Linked DNA regions of Homo sapiens: region 1 is linked to region 2. The links are chromatin loops, found by intact Hi-C in ENCODE. Cell type or tissue: CD4-positive, alpha-beta T cell. All regions are shown on one strand. Each heading gives the region's core, and the rest is flanking DNA. Links, peaks and the distances in the headings are about the cores only.

Region 1 (11,039 bases), core at 4,589-7,088, 110 kb after region 2:
GGAGTATAACCATACATGACTGCCAGCGAAACTTAAGATTGAAATAAACCGGATGCTTGCCTGATGCTGACCTTTGAGAGGCATTACCCTCGATGCCAAAAGATTAAGAGGACCTGGAAGTGCCAGTGGGCAGTGCACTGTGTCACAAAAAATAAGAAATAGGCCAGATGTGAGGACTTAGGCCTGTAATCTCAGCACTTTGGGAGGTCGAAGGGAGGAGCACTTGAGCCCAGGAATTCAAGATGAGCCTGGGAAAGATGACAAAACTCTGTCTCTGCAAAAAATTAAAAAATTAGCTGGGCGTGTTGGCACATGCTTGTAGTCCCAGTTACTCAGGAGGCTGAGGTAGGAGGATGTCTTGAGCCCAGGAAGTTGAGGTGGCCATGAGCTATGATCATGCCACTTCACTCCTGCCTGGACCACAAAGAAACACCACCACCCCCAACTCTAAAGAAGAAAAAAATGTTTTTAAAGTAAGAAATAGAAGGTGGTTGAACGAGACCCCAGAGAACATATGCCCAGAAATTGGAGAAAATTTTGCATGCACAGACTCATTGTCACCAACCATCTAATAACCAGCAGCTTGCCTGGCATTGCAGGTTCTTGTGGTGGTGGGTGGAGTGTGTAGGTGTTCAACGCTAATCATGCTAAGCTTTGCTATGTCAACAGATAAACTCTGAAGTCTCAGTGGTGCAACACAGCAGAAGTTTTTGTCTAGCTCACATCACAGTTGGCTGCAGACTGAGCACAGTGACTCTAGGAAGAAGTGACTCAGGCTTCCAGGCAGTTCTCATCTTGCCCCTCAGTTATCTTATTTTTTTTTAATTTTTTATTTTTTATTGTTTTTGAGACAGAGTCTCATTCTGTCACCCAGGCTGGAGTGCAGTGGCATGATCTCGGCTCACTGCAATTTCTGCCTCCTGGGTTCAAGCGATTCTTCTGCCTCAGCCTCCTGAGTAGCTGGGACTACAGGTGCACGCCACCACGCCCAACTGATTTTTGTATTTTTAGTAGAGACGGGGTTTCGCCATGTTGGCCAGGCTGGTCTCAAACTACTGACCTCAAGTGATCCATCTGCCTCAACCTCCCAAAGTGCTGGGATTACAGGTGTGAGCCACTGCGCCCAGCCTCCTTCAGTTATCTTAGAATCCATTGCTCTCCACTCCCCTCTCCAGAGGGGAATGGAAGCAAGGAGAATGGATATTCTCTTGGAACTGTCCTTTTCCCCTCTAGTTACATTGGTAAGAACCAGTGGCATGGTCCCATCTCGATCCATGGGTCTGAGAAAGGGGAGACATGTGAGTGTGCAGGGGCGCAGGGAGATTCTGCCTCAGTGGGCGTGGAAGGGACCAGGAGGGGTTGTGATGTCGGGTGTAGGTAGTGACTGCCAGCATCTCTTGAGACTGCACATCACCTCGGGTCATGCATGCAGCTATTCCGAGGTCCAAGCATCTTAAGATTCTAAAAAAAAAAAAAAGGTTACGAAAGTCATGGATACTGAGAGATGTCCTTGAAATCTGACAAAACAAGTCTCATGAATATGTGAGGCCACACCAGCAACCAACTGGTATTGCTGTTTCCCTTCCTGCCCCATGTGCTGGCAGGGGCCGTTGCAATAGCCACGTCATGAAGGCAGAGCTGCGCATTTTCCAGGTGCTCTCCAGCTGTGGGCATGCATTTCCCTTCTGTAGCGTTCACCCTCTACACTGGGTTCGGCAAGTGTACATGCGAGGGCAGCCTATCACGCGTTGCATCTGTCTTCTGCAATACTGAAACCATGGCTTCGTTCCTTGCTACTCAGACCAGCAGGGTCAGCATCACCAGGCAGCTTGTTAGAAGTACAGAAGTTTGGGCCCCACCTGGGCCTAATAAACAAGACTTGGTGTTTTTCTAGCAAGTGCTCCAGGTGAGTCCTATGTGTATTACAGTTTGAGAAGCAAAGATCTATAGAATGTGTTCATTCCAGAGCAAGTCAGTAAGAACGGTAGATTAATGTCTAACTTGAATGGTGTTGATCATAATCCTAAAAGGGAACCGGATAGACAAGAGTTAATCTGAGTTTAAGAAGATCCAGACACAAAGACCGATCTGGAAGATCAACTTGGTCAAGGAAGAACAACTTGGAAACACAAGAACCCTTTTTACAGACTATTGAGTCCTTGGCTGAACTATAATGATGAATGAGTTCCTTATAGGAGTATAAGAGTGTAAATGTGCACACAGGTAGACATTCAAATGCTTTCATTTGGCAAAGCACCTGCAATTGGAATCAGCATCCTGACTTTACTGTAAGACAAACGGCAAAGTCACAGCCTACACCATGGAGTGCTGTTCTGGAATCAGTGCATATTTCTGGGAGTGTGAAAACCTAAGATCTGAAAGATGAAAGAAGAAATGTTAGAAATCATTGGTCAATGGCACCAGGCTGTTTTTTTCTTTTCTTTTTTTTTTTTTTTTTCTCCCAGGCCTGTTCAACCCTTGAGTCTTACCAGAGGAACCCTCTAATGTGATTTAGTACTCAAGGGCCCAACTGTAGCAGTTAAAGTGGATAACAGAAACTCAAACAAGCCCTCGTTAATAACTTAATTAAATCTGCCTGGGATATCATTTTCCTTGGCTGTTCAAATTTAGTCGTATAAGAATGGCAGTCTCTACTGGGTACAAACAAGTAAACTGTGATATCACTTATCATTCTCATCAGGCTGGCTAGAAAGGAATCCGTTCCTAAGGATCTTTCAAGATGACAAGTCTTGTCAGATAAGGTACTATGTTTGGGTGGGTTTTTTCTTTTTCAATTTTTTTATTTTTCTTTTTTCTTTTTTTTTTTTTTTTTTTTTTTTTGAGACAGAGTCTCGTTCTGTCGCCCAGGCTGGAGCACAGTGGCATGATCTCAGCTCACCGCAACCTCTGCCTCCTGGGTTCAAGTGATTCCCCTGCCTCAGCCTTCTCAGTAGCTGGGATTACAGGCATGTGCCACCATGCCCGGCTAATTTTTGTATTTTTAGTAGAGACAGAGTTTCACCATGTTGGCCAGGTTGGTCTCGAACTCCTGACCTCAGGTGATCCCCTAGCCTCGGCCTTCCAAAGTGCTGGGATTACACGCATGAGCCACCGCACCTGACCTCTTTTTCAATTTTAAAACTTGAGATAAAATTCACATACTATGAGATTCATGTTTTTAAAAAACAATGTTGTGATTTTGAGTGCATTCACAGTGCTGTATAGTCATCATCACTGCCTAGTTCTAGAACATTTTCATCACCCAGAAAAGAAACCCTGTACCCACTGCTGTCAATCTCTCCCACCCACAACCCCTCCAAGCCCCTGCCCACCACTCATCTACTTTCTGTCTCTCTGATTTGCCTATTGTGGACATTTCCTATAAATGGCACCATACAATATGTGTTCTTTTGTGTCTGGTTTCTTTCACTTAGCATAATGCTTGCTATGTTTATCCGTGTTGTAGTGTGTGTCAGTGCCTTATTCCTTTTCATGGCTGAATAATATTCTGCTGTACAGATATACCACATTTTGTTTATCCATTCATTAGTCGATGGACATTTGGGTGTTTCCACTTTGGGGCTATTATGAATAATGCTCCATGAACATAAATGTACGAGTTTTTCTGTAAACACATGCTTTCAACTCTCTTGGGTGGAGACCTAGGCGAGGGATTGATGGATCCGTTGGTAATTCTGTTTATTTTTTTGAGGAATGGCCAAATTGTTTCCACGGATGCTGCAGCATCTAACATCTCATCAGTAATGTATGAGGGTTACCAACGTTTGGTTTCCCGGTTTTTGTTTTTTATTTTAAAATTATGGCCATCCTCAGGGGTGTGAAATGATGTCTCATTGTGGTTTTATCTGCAATCCAGAAATGATTAATGATGTTGAGCCTCTTTTCCTGTGCTTATTGGCCATTTGTATATCTTCTTTGGAGACGTGTCTATTCAAATTCTTTGCCCATTTTTAAATTAGGTTGTCTTTGTTGTTGAAGATAGTATTTTTTTTGTGTCATAATTGGTTAAATTAGCTAAAGGTAAATGGTTTTTGCTTATATCACTACCTTTAGCAGAGACATTTTCACCTGGCAAAGCATATAAGAGACAACCTAATGGCTGTCTTATACACTGGGTTTCTATGGCCACATCTATAAAAGTTTCCCTTGAGATGAACAGTATCTTATTGAATTGAACAGGGAGAAATTGATGATGAGGATTAACTTGATTTGCTCACAAAATGATGTTATAGACCGGGCAAAGTGCCTCACGCCTGTAATCCCAGCACCTTGGGAGGCCGAGGAGGGCAGATCACCTGAGGTAGGGAGTTTGAGACCAGCCTGACAACATGGAGAAACTCTGTCTCTACTAAGAATACAAAATTAGCAGGGTGTGGTGGCGCATGCCTGTAACCCCAATTACTTGGGAGGCTGAGGCAGGAGAATCACTTGAACTCTGGAGGTGGAGGTTGCAGTGAGCCAAGATCGCGCCAGTGCACTCCAGCCTGGGCAACAAGAGCGAAACTCCATTTCAAAAAAAAAAAAGTTATATTCACTAACATTACTAACAAGAGAAGTGATCTCCATGTCTCAGTTTTAGTATTTCCATATAAAATAGTAGAATCTTATTTGCACTTATTTTGGAGCAGATTCTCCAATCTTGTTGAAGAATTAACATCCCACCAAGGTTTAGGGGCTGTCACAAATGTCACATACACGGTTCCTTCAGGAGCATCTGTGTCTCATGATAGGTTATTCTTAGTACTTGCAGCTCTGTGAGGTAGGTCTTATGCACCAATTTAAATATAGGGAAACAGGCTGAGTGAGTGTGTGACAATTTACTCAGGGTCACACAGCTAATAAGTGACAGGAATTGAATGAAAATATTGTTCATTTATTTAGCATCTTCTATGGATGTGGACTCTGAAAAGTTAAGAAAATTACCCAGGGTCACATGGTAGTTATGAACCTGAGCTACAGTTTGAATGTACACAGGCCTGATTCCAAAACTGCCACCTGCTCTGAGGTTACACTGTCTCTTTTGGCATTTTTGTTAATTCATACCACATTTCTCATTCTAAGTAAAAATCCATCTAAGCATGGTGACATGCATATCTCTGAGTTGTCTCCTCACTGTGGGATTTGACTTACCTCACTCCTGGCATAGCAGGCTTATTTTTCTGCATTCAAATATTTATGCCAATATGTTACATCTCAAGATAGTTTTTTTTTTTTTTTTTTTTTTTTTTTTTTTTTTTTCAGACAGAGTCTCACTCTGTCACCCAGGCTGGAGTGTAATGGCGCGATCTTGGCTCACTGCAACCTCCACCTCCCAGGTTCAAGTGATTCTCCTGCCTCAGTCTTCCGGGTAGCTGGGATTACAGGCATGCACCACCATGTCTGGCTAATTTTTGTATTTTTATTAGAGACAGGGTTTTGCCATGTTGGCCAGGCTGGTCTCAAACTCTTGACCTCTGGTGATCCACCTGCCTCGGCCTCCCAAAGTGCTGGGATTATAGGCATGAGCCACCGCTCCCAGCCAATATAGCATTTTAGCACGGATTTTTACCCTGAAACTCAGCTATAAAACTTATGTAATATTAACAAGATAAGAGCTCCCTGTGAACGTAGGAGGCTGAATGGGAAGTGGGTACAGGGCCAGGTGTAATCAGTGAATAGGCAGCTGTCCCCAGTGCCTTCTGTGAGGACTTCCCCATAGTTTGTGGTTTCCTGGTGTCTTGAAGCTAATTAAACTTGGAGATTCAGATTCACGACGTCTCAATTCACAGAAATCATGAGTTATGGTTGAATGGCATCCCCTGCAAAAGATATTGAAGTCTTAACTCCTCGTACCGTGAATGAGACCTTATTTGGAAATAGAGTATTTGCAGATGATCAAGTTTAGATGGGGTCACTAGGTGAGCCCTATTCCAACATGATCATGTCCTCACAAAAAGGTGAAATTTGGACACAGAGACCTGCACACAGGGAGAATGTCATGTGAGGGTTGGGGTGATGCTGCCGCAAACAGGAAAACCAAAGATTGCCAGCAAACCACCAGAAGCTGGGGGAGAAGCCTGGAACACACACCCTGGTGGCCTCAGAAGGAACCAACCCTGCTGACACCTCGGTCTCAGGCTTTCAGCCTCCACAACTAGATGACAACACAGTTCTGTTGCCAAAGCCCCTCTGTTTGTGGTGTGTTGCCATGGCAGCCCTGGGAAACTAACACACCAACTCACAAACCAAAATGTAAACGGGTTAATTTGCCGTTAGAGTTGTACCTGCCAAGGGGGCATTTATTTGTGTCTGCTGTCCAGGCTCTCCACCCCACGTAGGAAAACCATGGCAGCCATCAGTGGCCACACTGGCTGTTGAAAGAGTGAGGTCTCTGCTGCCAGCGTCTCTTGGGGTCTCCTGTTTTCCACGCCTTGTTGGCTGGCCTGGGCCCTGTGGGTGGACACCATCCTTATGTGGATCCACTAACTGCTTTGTCCAGATCTAACTCTGGCCAGGACAGTAGGCTGTCTCTTTAAGTTTCCTTCTTATATACCGATACTCATCCGTGACAAATCGACATTACAGTTTGACTCTTACAGGTGAGCCATATTTTCAATGGGGAGGGTGTCTTCTGTTGCTTCCAGTTTCCTGATTATTTCTTCTGAAAACCAAGGGTTATTCATCATCCAATAAACACTAAATGGTATTTAGGTATTCCTAAGTATCAGGCCCTGTGCTAGGCTCTGGGGATTTAGAAATCAACACGTTGGATAAAACTCTCTGCCTCCGTGGTGCTTTCATTCTAGGAGGGTGTGGTGGGCAGAATAATGGTCCCCCAAATGCTCATGTCCTAATTGCTGAAACCTGTGAATATGTTACCCCACACGGCATAAAGAACGCTGTGGATGTGATTAAGCTGAGGACCTTGAGGTGGGGAGTTTGTCCTGGATTATTTGGGTGGGCCCGGTGTCTTCATAAGGGTTCTTATAAGAGAAAGACCAGAGTCAGAGAGAGATTTGAAGGTGCTGTGCGGCTGGCTTTGAAGATATTAGGTTGGTGCAAAAATAATTGCATTTTTTACCATTAGTAACGGCAATTACTTTTGCACCAACCTAATAAAAGGGAGGCCATGAGTCAAGGAACATGGGCAGCCTCTAGAAGCTGGAGAAGGCGAGGAACAGACTCTCCCCTGGGGCTGCAGAAGGAGCAACCTCTGCTGACACCTGGATTTGAGGCCTTCTGATCCCTAGAACTGTAAAAGAATGCATTTGTGTTATTTGGGGCCACTAAGTTTGTGGCCATTTTTTTCAGGAGCAGTGGAAACTAACACATAGGAGAGACAGACAATGAACAAATCATTGAGGAAAATGCGTATTATGTCAGTGGAATTATGTGCCATGGAGAAAAATGATGCAGGGAGGGGAGAGACAGTGAGGGATGGGAGTTACAATTTAAAATGAGGCTGGGCAAGGCTGGACCCAGAAGGGGATGTTGGAGCAAAGACCTGAAGGAAAGGAAGGATGGAGCCAGGCAGTCCCTTGGGGGACAAGTGTCCTAGGGAGAGGGAACTGCCAGTGCAAGGACCTCTTGCAGGCTTCCTCAACCTCAGTGCTATTGACATTCTGGGCCAGATCATTGTCTGGGGAGCTGTCCCAGGCATGGTAAGATGTTCAGTGGCATCCTGGCCTCTACCCACCTGATGCCTGTAGCCCCCTCCCCTTAATGGTGACACCCAAGCATGTCTCAGGACATTGCCATTGCACCTGGAGGACAAAATCACCCATGGTTGACAGCCACTGCTTTAAAGGGACCAGAGAAACATGGCTGAGGCACGAAATTTTCTGGGGTGCTGGCATGATACAAAGCCAAGGTCCCAACAAATGAATGAATGCTCTGATGCTTGCATTCAGGGAACAGCAGCATCAGCCTCACTGGGAACTTACTAGAAAAGCAGAATCTCATGACATACCCCAGCCCCACCAAGTCAGGATGCGCGATGCAACGGAATCCCCAGGCAGGCAGTAAGTATGCCCATCAGATTTGAAAGGCGCTGGTTCAGAGATCCCTGTGCGGTCCTTCTCAGCTGCAATGGTGGTGGATGCTGCACCAATTAGGAGTCCATTCATGAGACAGATATCCTGGGGTACCTGCCATGTGCAAGTTTCCAGCTCAGGGCTGTGTAGAGCTGCCTCATGGCAGGTGCACAGGCTCTGAGGTCAGACTGCCTGGGTTCAAATCCTCACTCTGCATAGTAGCACTGTGACCCTGGCAAGGCACCCAGCACCTCCAAGCCTGTTTCTGTATTTCTGTAGTGAGGCTAATGATAAAAATAGTCCTGATTCCATGATGTTTACTGTCAGGGGTAAGAAGGACAGCCCAACTAACATGTTTGGCTCAGTGCTTGGCACTCCAAAAGTGGTCAACCTTTGTTTTTAAGAGTATCTATCTGTCTGTCTATCTGTCTGTCTGTCTATCCAAAGGAGGCAGTTGGTGGAGGCAGGAAGTACATGCCTACCTCATAGTGCTTCAGAGAGGATTAAATGAGATGACTGTCAAGTGCTCAATTCAGCATCTAATATAAAACAAACACTGCATGAATGGCAGTAATTAATATTATCAGAATAATTTCTTTTGAGAAAATGAACAGTGGTAAAGGGCTTAACAATGAATGACGTTCTCAGCTGTTTACTCTGAATTACACTCTTGTGGCCAGAATGTCCTTGGCTCCTTGGCAGTAATTGTCAAACCAGGATGGGAGCAGTCAGTCCTTCCACTCCCCCAGCCTGGGCCAAGCAAGGCAGGTTTCCATCTGCTTGTGACCTCTTGTCACACACAGAGAGGGTGGAGAGGCTTCTCTCACATGGCAGCTCTTGTGGGGAGCTCTCATTGTTTTTGCAACATCAGGGTTGGTGATGGTGTCTGAAGGATAGCTGAAATCCCAAGCCCTGAGTTCAGGCAGTCCTGGGGTTGGTTATTCCAGCAGTTGGATGACATTTTCTAAGACCTAGGTTCCTTTCATATTTCCTTTCTGCCATCCTCAGTGTCTGGGTTGGCTCTCCTCATGGGATCAGGATGGCTGCAGTCACTCCAGGCATCACATCTTCATTTGCTGAAATTCAGAGACAGCAAAGGAGAGCCATATGGTCCCTATGTCTCATTTTCCAATATAAAATTTTTTTTCCAAAGCCCACCCGCTCTCTCTTCTACAAAAAGCCTTTCCTTTCATCCTCATTGGTCAGAATGGCAACAGGACCTATCCTAAGCAAATTGCGGGCAACAGGAATGATTGATTTTATGGTTGATATTAATTTCTCTTAAAGCTGGGGATAGGGTAGCCTTTTCTGAATACAAAACCATGAGACAGAAGGTGCCATCCAAGCAAAATCAGGGTCCTGCCAGCAAGATAAGATATTGACTGTATAGGTTACCTGCAGTGTCTCCTTCTGAGGCCTTCACCCCATATCAGACCCTTTAATCTCTGATTCCAGCATCCAATTATCTATACAATCAGATTCAGGAAGAGCAGAATTAAGACACAGCCTGGATTTCAGGGGGAAGTAGTCATTCGCAATACTTCTGCAGGAAATTCTTAACTCTATGACAGCAACCGGATTGCAGGCAGACCACACATCTCCCTTTAGGTTGATGGAGCCCTGGTTTAGAACCCGGAGCTGGGCCCACACCAAGATTCCCATCCATCCCAGGATTTCTAATCAGTTAAGGCATCTCTTGGGAAGAACTCCATGGAGGGGACTAGTGGGCTGATACACCTGAGAAAGGCTCCAGGAGAGAGAGCCAGTGTCAGATAAAAGGGGGATTCTGGGATGGCACAGCATTAGACACTCAGATAATCCCTGGGCTCTTTGACTCCTGTGTTCCTTATGTGCAAGAGCAGACACTGAGGAGCCAGGCCCCCGAAATATCTGCAGGACATTGAGAATGGGGCGGACCCAGGTGGGGTCACCAGTGTTTGGGGTTAGCAGTTTGAGCCATCATGCTGATCATGATGATCAGCTTCTCCAAAACCTGCAAAACTGGCACTGCCTCCAGGAGTCAGGGAAGGAAAGGAAGTGGAGGAGGCTGAGGACATGTGGAGGAGGCTGAGGACATGTGTACAATGAACATCCCTCCCTGCCCCAGGAAATCTCTGAAAGAGTTGGAGAAGGATTTTGAGGGGGGCAGAATTCTTCACATGGCAGGTACCAGGACCACAGAGTAATATCCTTAGGGAACATACATTGCTTCTGGCTCTATCCCAAGGCTGGTGTGGCTTGCAATGGTGGGTTTGGTTAAATTTGTGACTTTCTCTTTGGTAAAATGATGGATGCTTTGCACTGGAGTCAAGCACCTCACTTGATCATTTAGGCCTGACTCACCTACTAGAATATCAGCCCTCTGAGGACAAGTGCCTTTGCCTATATCACAGTCTCCCCAATATTGTGGGTGTCACTATTGGTTGTCCATTCTGTTTTTGGAAGCTTTTTTATATGATAAATACAGCATCCCAGCACACTTCAAATTACATAGCAATGCAAATTTTCATTCATGTAATAATGGATTCAAACACATATTTATGAAATAAACTGTTGCAATGATCATTACTTACCATGATGCCTTTTAAATGTTACAATTGTAGTTTTTTTAGTTGTTATGAGGCATAGGCAGTTGAAATTAACTGCACAGTGAGTTAGCGTTTAAGGAAATGGAAACACCCAGGAGTAGCCATTAGAAGAATGAGAATTCTGCAAACCACAGATAGAGGAGGCTCATTTCCCCCACAGCCACTTACTGGAAACTTCCACTAAAGATTCAATGCCCAGAATCTCACAAGGAAAGATGTTTTCCCTTAGGAAGTCTCCTTTGGTTTACTCTCCATGAGCTGGAAGTCTTATCAGTGAAAATGAAGAGGGAGCGAGCACCAGGGCTGTTTGGCCTGTCTGTGAAAAACAGACCAGCAGAATTCCCCTACACGCAGGAGGGGGCATCCTGCCATCAGCGGGGAGAAGGGGTCACAGCCGAAGCATCATATGCATCCTTGC
Region 2 (11,039 bases), core at 3,262-5,761:
TCAAGAGCCCGTTTTTATGAGCTGCAACAGTGAGGTCTGTGCAAATAAACTTTCTGAGTAATAATAACTGTCCTAAATCATTTGCTCAGGAACAAACAGTGCTTTGCAACTGGCACAATCAGCTCCTCACATCTGAGTCAGGTTTGTAGCCTGCTTGAAGTGGATGCATGAGAAGGCTGCAGTGCTTTTAAGGGAACTGGAAGTTTCATTCATTGACTTGACAACCAACAAGTAACCAGAGAGAATAAACCAACCAACCAACAACAACAAATAGGATTACTTGCAACAAGGAAAGCAACTTAGACAACCCCAAATTTAAGAAAACAGAGGAAGAAAGGCGCCCACTCCCTCGTCATCTTGGCTATCATTATTTTTTAATTTTGCTCCAATCCCTTTTCATGTAAAATCTAAGAATCGCTGTTACGTAAACTTTGGTATCCAGCTTTTTCTTTTTTTAAAATTAACATCAATAGATTTTCTTCATCATAGTTGCTTTTTGTGGCTGAATAATTTTTCACATACCAAAAGGATTGTACGCATGTTCCATAATTTACTTAGCCAACTCTCTTACTGCTGAACACTTAGGTGATTTTTACTTTATATTTCTGCCATGATAAACAATACTATTATGAACACATTTATATTTTCAAATTTGTACATAATATGAGCTTGTGATTATTTGATTTTTTGGGTTTTTTTAGGCATTAAAGCTAGAATCACAATAGTAGGGGTAGAGAATGATACTACGTATTTACAAAAAACCTAAGAAAAATGATGCTGATTTTCTTGTATCTTCTGGAATCTGTAGAAAAGGCCACCCCTTTAAGAGCTTATGACCTGCTACCTGCAGCTGACAATGGGTGTGCTATGAGAATGAAAGTTGGATGAACGTGTTGTAAGAAGAAAACACATCTTCCCCTTCTACCCACCTTAGGTTCATTGGCTGGGTCCCCTGTAACCAAATGCAGATTAATAAGAGCAAAGTCAGCCGGGCGTGGTGGCTCATGCCTGTAATCCCTGCACTTTGGGAGGCCAAGGCAGGCGGATCACCTGAGGTCAGGAGTTTGAGACCAGCCTGGCCAACATGGTGAAACCCCGTATCTACTAAAAATACAAAAATGAGCTGGGCATGGTGACTTGTGCCTGTAGTCTCAGCTACTTGGAAAGCTTGAACCCAGGAGGTGGAGTTTGCAGTGAGCCAAGATCGTGCCACTGCATTCCAGGCTAGGTGTCACAGTGAGACTCTGTCTCAAAAAAAAAGCCAACAAATTTATTTAATAAGTTTTACATGACACAGAGCCCTCAAATGACATGAAGACCAGAAGAAACAGTTAAACCTGTGTGTTTTTATGCTGTTTGATAAAAGATGAGAAAGCCATGGAAGGATGTGGTAGGTTAAAGGGGATGAGTAAACTGAGGGAAATTTAGCAAGTCCTGTGTGTTCAATTCCTCTCCGTGCCCCTGTGTCTTCAGAAGAGGGGCACCTCTCACATGAGGGTCTTGTGGCCTGCTTCAGGGGAAGGTCAGAGTGCAGGGGAAGGTCAGAGTGCAGGGGAAGGTCAGAGCGCTCTTCTTGCACTTGCCACACCTCAATATATTTTTTTTTTAAGAGACAGGGTTTCACTCTGTTGCCCAGGCTGGAGTGCAGTGGTGCAATCATGGCTCACTGCAGCCTCGAACTCCTGGGCTCAAGTGATCCTCCTGCCTCAGCCTCCCAAGCAGCTGGGACCACAGGTGCATGCCACTATACCCGGGTCATTTTTTTTTTTAACTTTTGGTTGAGACGAGGTTTTGCTATGTTGCCCAGTCTGGTCTCAAATTCCTGGCCTCAAGGGACCCTCCCACCTCTGCCTCCCAAAGTGCTGGGATTATAGGCGTGAGCCATCTCACCAGGCCTATAGTTCTTTGGCTTAAAATACTCAATGTGCTAACATGCTGTACTTTGAGGTAGTGTGCCTTGAATCCCATCAGTGTCCTTCTTATCTCTCATATGCAGGCTTATTTGTAGAATAAATGGATCCTCCCAAGAAGGGTTCATGGAGAAAATTCCCCCTTGGGTGTCAATATCTGAAAAACATGGCCCTGAAGTGCATATTGTGTTTTATTTTACAAACATTATGAATCCTGTAAACTAGTGGTGTGGATGTCTTGGCTTCAGCTAGCAGAGAGCTGGTGCATTTGTGGCTCACTTCTAGCTAATATTTAGGATCATTTGTTATACATTTTTCTGCTAATCATACCTTTAATTTATTTCCAGTATGCTGCTGCTATTTAAAATTATGTTAAAAAGGAATTCTTGGTAATGTAAAAAAAAAAAAAAAAAAAACCTCAGAACACAGTAGTGTATGCTCTATACAAAATGACATTTTTTAAAAAGACAGAAAAGGGCCAGGTGCAGTGTGTCTCACGCCTATAATCCTAGCACCTTGGGAGGCCGAGGTGGGTGAATCACCTGAGGTCAGGAGTTCAAGATCAGCCTGGCCAACAAGGTGAAACCCTGTCTCTACTAAAAATACAAAAATTAGCCAGGCGTGGTGGTGGGTGCCTATAATTCCAGCTACTTGGGAGGCTGAGGCAGGAGAATTGCTTGAACCCTGGCGGCAGAGATTGCAGTGAGCCAAGATCATGCCACTGCACTCTAGCCTGGGCGACAGAGCAAAACTGTGCCTAAAAAAGAAAAAAAGACAGAAAAGAAATACATCTGGAATTAGAAGTGAGTACTGGGGAGCAGGGGGGATTATGGATTATATTTTTCAAGCTAGCTTTTGTGAAGTTTTTAAAACATGAACATGCATTACTTTTATAAGGCTAATGGGAAAAACCATTAGCTTTGGAAACCAAAAAAAAAAAAAAAGAAAGCAAGTGAAGATCCCTCTGTGCACATGGGGCCGGCACCATTTACCTGTAATGGCATCAGGAACATTAGGAAATTGGAAACGGGAGCATCAGCACTTGCACAATTTAATAATTTGCTGATCACTGCCATGCATTAGACTTTAACTATTTTGTCTACAAAGCATGAGCATGCCTTTATGTAGTTAATGCAGCCACATTAAACATTTATATGATGTCTATTTTCCCAGGGCTTGTTTGTTTTCACTTTTTCATATCGGGAGCTGATGCAGCTGCTCTCTGTCTTCTCAGGTGAGGCTCCTGCAGGTGGAGAGGCAAGAAAGCCTCCTCTGTGGCATGCCCGAAGCTGCAGAGAGCTTCTAGGCAGAAAAGTTTGCCTTTTTTTTTTTTTTTTTCCCTCTTTCTCTCCCCTCTGCCCTCCCAGGGCATTTCCTGGGTGTCACGCTCGTGTTTCATTTTGATTGATGCTAATGGCATTTTCAAACTGCAATTTCCCAGGCTTACTTAAAAACCATACTTGGAGATTGTGATAGCAATGTTTCCAATTAACACAACACTCTTCACCCAAGTTTTCAATACTTGGTTAATTCATGGAAAATGAACTCAAAGGATTTAAGAAACTATTTCTCTCCCAAAACAGTTGTGCATTGGAAACACGATCAAGTTCTGAATCTCTAAGCATATCCTGCATGAAAATTAGCTCCATGAAATTAAGCTTCCTTTTTTATTTTTTTGAGACAGGATCTCACTCTGTCACCCAGGTTGGAGTGCAGTGGTGCAATCATGACTCACTGTAGCCTCAAACTCCTGGCCTCAAGCAGTCCTCTTGCCTCAGCCTCCCAAAATGCTAGAATTACAGGCATGAGCCACCACACTCGGCCATAATCCCTTTCTTATGCCTCCTTCTTAGGGTTGCCAGATAAAATATAGGGCATCCAGTTAAATTTAAATTTCAAGTAAACAACAAATAATTTTTTTTTAGTATAATTGTGTCCCAAATACTGTATCATTTTTCTCCCCTAAATGATGAACCTTCCCCTCTGGTTAGAACTGGCCATGTCCAGAAAGGAAAATTTGATCAGTGCCTTATTGCCATAGTGGTGTAGTTGAGATCGGATTTGGCAGTTTAGACAAAATGGCTCATTTGATGCTTTTCTTCAAGGACAAGGTGATTTTTACTCTGTCAAAAACAAATTAAAAAAAAAAAAGTTGGCCTTTGCCAATTCGATCTTTAAACTTGTTGCCATTTTGTTTTTGATTCATGAGTCATGATGTACCCAGCTATGAAACAGAAAAGGTGCTTTGCCCCGTGGGCAGAAGAGTTGGTTTTTGTAAGGCAGCTTGAGCAGGAACAAGGAAATAGCATAAGACAAACCAGAGGTGGGGTGGCATCAGGTCACCTCAGGCTGCCTTCCTCACAAGGATTGAAGCAGAGGGACTTTCTTACCACATAGCTTACAACTGGATCTCCCTTCTGATTTCTCAAATGTCAGATAAACAACGTCGTTTCAGTTTGGTGACATGGAATTTAAGTATGAGTGACTCCATTTTGGAACAACTCTGTGGGGCTGCTTGGAAGCCCCCGGAGAGAAGCCTGAGCTGCATCTCACCGTGTGTTTCATCCATGGCGTGCTCCCAGCTCTAGCGTGCGTGGAGAGAGGTCATGGAGTGTGGTTGCTTTACTTTCTACAAAAGTTCCGAAAGCAGGAGCCCACTGGGTGAGCTGGGGAAGGAACAGAATGGGAGGGGGAGAGAGGAGGAAGTCACTGCAGCTCGTGATCTCACCCCTAAACCTTCTGTTAGTCAAGTTCCTAGCCCCACAAAACGCTTGGTGTGAGTAGATACCTTATGTAACTGGTGAGGTGCCTGGGCTTTTTTATCATTGTGTCTAAGGGATGGAACAGAGGCAGCTCACACAGACTCAGAAGCATTTAGGACAGAAGAGACCACGAGGAGGAGCCCCCTGGGAACTTGCAGGAATGGTGGAAGACTGACAACGTCCCCCTGACATCTAGGTTACAGTTTTAGAGTAGACGGAGCTGTGCATTTGGCAACTAACTGCCTCTATTCAATTCTTGTATCTACTACTACTAGCTGTGTGATCTTACGCAAATAACTTAACCTCTCTGATCCTCAGATTTCACATCTTTAAAAACAGAATATTAACACCTACATCCAGGGTCTCCTTGAGACTTAAATGAGGCATGGAGGTGATGCACCCGGTAGGTAGTAGGAGTCTCCAATAAGTTAGTTGTCTTTTTCTCTTAATTCCACTATTTCTAGGAGGTGAATACACTAGAAAAAAGTTTGTACAGCTGAATAACTAATCATACACAAACAATGTGGTGAACAATTCTTTTCCTACAACTTTCAGGTTACAGAGGAGGGGCGGGGAAAGATGACGTCACAAGAGCAGGGTTAGTTGCACCAGCAAATGAGGCAGGTTTCCGTACCCCTGCAACCCCCGCCTTGCTGCACACGTGCACACACATACACACACGCACACGCTCAAGAATGGGTCCTCCATCCTCCAATGCCAACTTTTATTATAGTTCAGTCATTTGAAATTACTCGTACCAAGTCTTTTCTCCATTTTTGTGCATAATTGAATAATCCAGCTACTTAACAAAGGCCTTCGTGTATCTTTATTCTTCCTCAAACCCTTCAAAAAAATGTATAACTTTTGCCAAAACTTATCCAGAAGTACCAATGTGCTTGCGATTAGGACTTCTTTCCAGTTGAGCTCACTGCCATATCTAAATCTGTGTTAGCTACAGACTCCACACAGAGAGACCCATGAACGAAAACTCAATCTACACCATGGGCATCAGGGCTGCTTTCAAGGGTTTGATTCAACGACAGTCTTAATCGGAGTGCACAACAGCTGGTGTAAATCCAAGCCTTCGCCTTGGCAAGAGAGGAGCTGCTTTCAGAGCAGGCCTGATGGGTGAGGCTGGAGAGGCAGGCTGCCTTTCTGATAGAGCTCATCAGGGACTTCCCATGAGAGCCGCCCGCAGTGCCTCAATGCTGAGATAGAAAAGATGAGTTTAGTGAGAGCTCAGAGTGGTTGTACATAAGCAAAACTGTGATCTCCCAAGAGAAGGGCAGAGATGGCCATGCAGATGGCTGCAGGCACATGCAGATGCCTGTGGCTTTGTCCTCTCCCCTGGAAATGCAGAAGAGAATGGTTCCCTTGTCCTCTGCTCTCTCTCAACCATCCTGCAGGAACTTATAAGAAACACCTTTGTCATCGCCTAAAGGGAGTGAGGAGTGAACTGTAAATCTCAGGTCTGGTGTAACGAGATGATTTTTGCAGTAGGATAGAACATTTTATCAATCCTAAGAGCAACATTCCAGTCTTTTTTCAGATAGGACCACTCCGCTAGCATAGATTTAACCCAGAAATTAGGAACGCAGAGGACTGATTGTATCCCCAGTGGCTCTAGCCAGAAACAATTATCCACTTGGCTCATTAAAACAAGTAACAAATGGCTAATTGTCTCCACAATTTGCCAAGTGCTGGTTCAGTTACTTGTGCCTGTGAACTCAGGAATATGAAGAGAGGCTGGCAAGAATAGAAGAGGAACTAAAATTCTGCCATACATAGATGGGTCCATCATTTTATTTTTTATTCTCTTCCTTAGTGTGGGGAGAGTGGAGCAGGGGGTACAAAAAGAGAAGGATTGAACAGGATGACCCTATGTTACTTTCTGTGTTTCAAGTACTATGATTCATGGTGAAACAAAATGAATAGAATCATACCAGATCTGTGATCAGTTTCAGCAGAATATACATCATCATGAAGTCCCCAGGAGAGGTGAACAAGGAAGGAATGCTCTCCTCACGTTTCTGGAAGTTCCCTGAGGCCCTGCCCAGCTTCTCTTTGGTGATAGGTGAGACCCAGGTGCAGCAGCCCAGCCGTGCTGGGGGGGACTCGGCCTGAGCAGAAGGCAGCAAGAGGAACCTGGGTCCACCCTTCTGTCCTAGTCCATTAGTGCTGTTACAACAACATACCCGAGAATGGATAATTTATAAACAGCAGGAATTTATTTCTTATACTTCTGGAGGCTGAGAAGTCCAAGATCACTGCACCAGCAGATCGGGTGTCTGGTGGGAGGTCTCTGCATCATAGATGGGGCCTTCTACGTGTCCTCTCATGGCAGAAGGGCCAAACAGATGCACCCAAGCCTTTTTATAAGGTCATGAATTCCATTTCTGAAGGCGGAACCCTCCTGACCTAATCACCTCCTAAAGGTCTCACCTCTTAATGCTGTTGCATTGGGGGTTCAGGCTCAACATGAATTTTGGAGGGACACCAACATTCAAATCATAGCACTTTCCTTCTGAAATTATTGGTAGGATGAAGCTCTGGACTTCTGCCTAACACCTCCCTTCTTCCCTTTATTCTTCTGCATTTGCATCTAGCTTGATTTTTTATTTTTCCCAAATTTTCTGAAGATCAGAAAATTGTATCAGTAAATTTCCGGTGATAAAACACCAACAGCCCGTTCTACTCTTGCACAGTCAGGACGGGGTGTGTCTGTGCTGAGGACAACAGGCAGACTCAAGTCCTCTGTCTTCTTCAGAGACACCCTTGAGAGCAAACAAGGAAAATGAAAAGGAAGTTAATAAAAATAAATATTAGGCAAAAGATCATAAAAACTTTAAATGGGAATGAAATAAGAAAGAAAGAGACACAGGGAAGGAGAGAGATGGTGTCTGGGAGATCCTTCTACATGAAAAGTTCCCAGCAGGCAGAGATGACCCTTATTTATTAGGCTGGTGCAAAAGTAATTGTGGTTTTGCCATTAAAAGCTGCAATTACTTTTGCACCAATCTAATACCAGAAGACTCACTCTCTGCTTCTCTCTCTCTTTTTTTAGATGGAGTCTCATTCTGTCACCCAAGCTGGAGTACAGTGGCGCAATCTCAGCTCACTGCAACCTGCTTCTCCCGGGTTCAAGCGATTCTCCTGCCTCAGCCTCCCCAGTACTGGGACTACAGGCGTGCACTACCACGCCTGGCTAATTTTTTGTATTTTTTAGTAGAGACGGGGTTTCACCATGTTGGTCAGGCTGGTCTCGAAGTCCTGACCTCAGGCAATCTGCTTGCCTCACCTCCCAAAGTGCTGGGATTACAGACGTGAGCCACTGTGCCTGGCCCTCCCTGCTCTTCTTGTCCTGCACTGAGCATCTCCCACCTTCTAGCAGATCTGATCGATCAGTTTGTTCCAGTGTACAATGACTGATGAAGGCTGAAATATTAGTCATTTACATTATAAAAATGGATAATTGAAAAATGTGCTGATTATCCCCCCAAAAGCCATCGAAAGTAGCAGGCATTTTAGACAACCCCATTCTTGCTGGTTTCTCAACTTCATTAACCCACGAATGAAGAAAATAACAATATAAATGTTGAATTTGTGCATACGTGTTATTGCTGAATTTTATAAGTCATACTATTCTTTATATTCAGGAGCTATATTGAGCAAAATGCATCATGAGGAATGATTTAATTTGGATGCCTTTGTAAAACTCCATGGGCAAATTATTGCCAACCACAGTCGTCTGAACAATCTTTCTTGCTCTGTTATTTTTCACATTTTTCAAATTTCCATTGGCAACTGAGAAGCCCATTAGGATTATCAGGGCATTTTCCCCTTTTATCAGAGGACTCTTAAAGGATCCTTGAACTCAGGGGGGCATGAACCATTTAGCGTTGGGATGCCAGTGGGGTTTTTTGCTCTGGAAAGGAAATGGCAGGGGTATGGGGAAATGGGCGGTGTGTCAGGAAGCAACGTGTCTTTCAGATGCGGCATGCCTGAGTTTTAGGACAATTATTTAATGTGTTTGAATTTGTGTGTTTTGTGGATGCTGATGCTCAAAATCCACAAAGGCAGAAACCGCAACCCCTCCTAAGCTTTTCTTCCAAGCCATGCCTGACAGCACGCACATTGCCGAGAATGATTACTGAGCTCAGGGTGTGACCTTTTCAGGGGGACCCTCGGTGGGATGCTGCTTGGGAATGCAGCCCTCCCAGGCCACCAGCAAGGGTGACTAATGGGACCAGCTTTTTCAACTTCTTTCCCAAGGGCAACAGAGAAACTCCTGGGTAAGTTTTGATGGGGCAGGATGAGCACAAACCCCTTCCTAGGATCTTTCCCAGAGCTGCACATCTGCTCCTACCCACCACACCAGAATTTCACAACATTTCATTTTTAATTCCACCCATGAGGTCAGCATTCCTAAGTAACAGCTCTTTGGGACATGTGAAAGTGAGAAATCACCCATATTTTCTTAGGAAAAAAACCAAAAACCAAACGGCCATTAACCAGTGGCTCGCGCTGGGACATCTGAGACGTCTGCTTTTTTTTTGCTGAATGCAGCACCTCTCATCTTACCCGGCGCAACACCATCTGCTGCGTTGTGCCCAGAACCTAAAAAGAGCATGTCTTGGCAGAGGAGGGTGTATTTAAAGGCCATCGACAGCAGACCAGCTTCTCATTTTAAAGAAACACAGAGAAAAAGTCCTTCTATCTGAGGCATTCATGAGAGTCGTCGACGGTGAAACAAAAAGCTAGTTAAGAAATTACAAATATTTAGAGTAGGTTACTTTAACTTAAGAGACACAAATATAATTTGTTGGAGATAAAAATCCCTCTTTTGATGTGAGAACCAAGTTCTGTTCTTTGAGTGAGGTCTCCTTGCTGGAATTCTGCATCATCCTTCTTGCAATACTACCTCTTCATTGCATCATCTGATCTTTTCGGATAAGATTTCTTTAATGTAGAGCAAGAACTTAGAAATACACAATGCACTATGTGGGTAAAATCTTTCTTTTTTATTCATAATGTATAAAGTACAACTATATACCAGAACAAAGATAGTAATTTTTTTTTTTTTTTTACTTTAGGTTCTGGGATACATGTGCAGAACCTGCAGGTTTGTTACATAGGTATACATGTGCCTGGGTGGTTTGCTGCACCTATCAACCCGTCATTAAGCCCCACATGCATTAGGTATTTGTCCTAATGCTCTCCCTCCCCTTGTCCCCCACCCCCCGACAGGCCCTGGTGTGTGATGGTCCCCTCCCTGTGTCCATGTGGTCTCACTGTTCAGCTCCCATTTATGAGTGAGAACATGTGGTGTTTGGTTTTCTGTTCTTGTGTTAGTTTGCTGAGAATGATGGCTTCCAGCTTCTTCCATGTTCCCGCAAAGGACATGAACTCATTCTTTTTTATGGTTGCATAGTATTCCATGGTGTATATGTGCCACATTTTTTTTATCTAGTCTATCATTGATGGGCATGTGGGTTGGTTCTAAGTCTTTGCTATTGTAAATAGTGCTGCAGTAAACATATGTGTGCATGTGTCTTTACAGTAGAATGATTTATAATTCTTTGGATATATACCCAGTAATGGGATTGTTGGGTTCTTTTTTTTCACTTTTTTTCTTTTTTCTTTCTTTCTTTTTTTTTTTTTTTTTAGATAAGATCTTGATCTGTCACCCAGGAGGCTGGAGTGGAGTGAAGTAGAAAGATCAAGGCTCACTGCAGCCTTGACCTCCTAGGCTCAATTGATCCTCCCACCTCAGCCTCCTGAACAGCTGGGACTACAGGTGCACACCAACGTGCCCGGCTAGTTTTTGTACTTTTTATAGAGTCGGGATTTTGCCATGTTGCCCAGGCTGGGTTTGAATTCCTGGGCTCAAGCAATCCACCCACCTTGGCCTCCCAAAGTGCTGCGATTACAGGCGTGAGCCACTGCACCTGGCCCAAATCTTTCTAGATGTTTACAATCTCCACCCCACCCCCCAATGTCTTGGCCACAACTTTTTAAAAACATTTTTAAGAGACTCATTCTTAGTCTTTCCAGAGCCTTCATCTTCATTTTCATATAAACGATAGCTCTTTCCTTTTGCACTTACGCTTCATAGAGTCAGCTAGTATTTATTTAAATTACATCACTATAACAACCAATACAACTGGCATAAACGGGCTTGGTGTGGGGGCCAGAGCAACTGCATCTTGGATGCTAATCCACCACGTACTTCTCATTAACCCCAGTTCCAGGAAGGCCTCGGAGATTTCTATGTTATCTACTGTTTTTTACATAAGAACACGTACTTATGGTAAATCCTGCCCTTAAGCAGTTGTCCTACACATTCCTCTGCCTGGGTACATAAGCG

Evidence for each region. A loop is a pair of places that touch in the nucleus more often than their neighbours do. Peaks named below come from ENCODE experiments on the same cell type or tissue, not always from the same donor. Only the 100,000 strongest peaks of a DNase experiment are listed, where the experiment ranks them.
Region 1: it touches region 2 in a loop (2.2-fold over the local background); 14 of 110 quality-filtered maps call a loop at or near these places.

Annotation. Positions count from the first base shown.
Region 1 is chr2:234,477,979-234,489,017 of GRCh38, forward strand. No RefSeq gene overlaps it. Among named protein-coding and RNA genes, the nearest start is that of ARL4C, 14 kb to the right of the region's middle. In CD4-positive, alpha-beta T cell, for the core only: a CTCF peak has its summit at 6,082; DNase peaks (open chromatin) are centred at 5,703 and 6,123; H3K4me3 peaks cover 828 bases; H3K27ac peaks cover 1,995 bases.
Region 2 is chr2:234,369,050-234,380,088 of GRCh38, forward strand. No RefSeq gene overlaps it. Among named protein-coding and RNA genes, the nearest start is that of LINC01891, 80 kb to the right of the region's middle. In CD4-positive, alpha-beta T cell, for the core only: no CTCF peak of the experiment used is centred there; a DNase peak (open chromatin) is centred at 4,222; H3K4me3 peaks cover 106 bases; H3K27ac peaks cover 169 bases.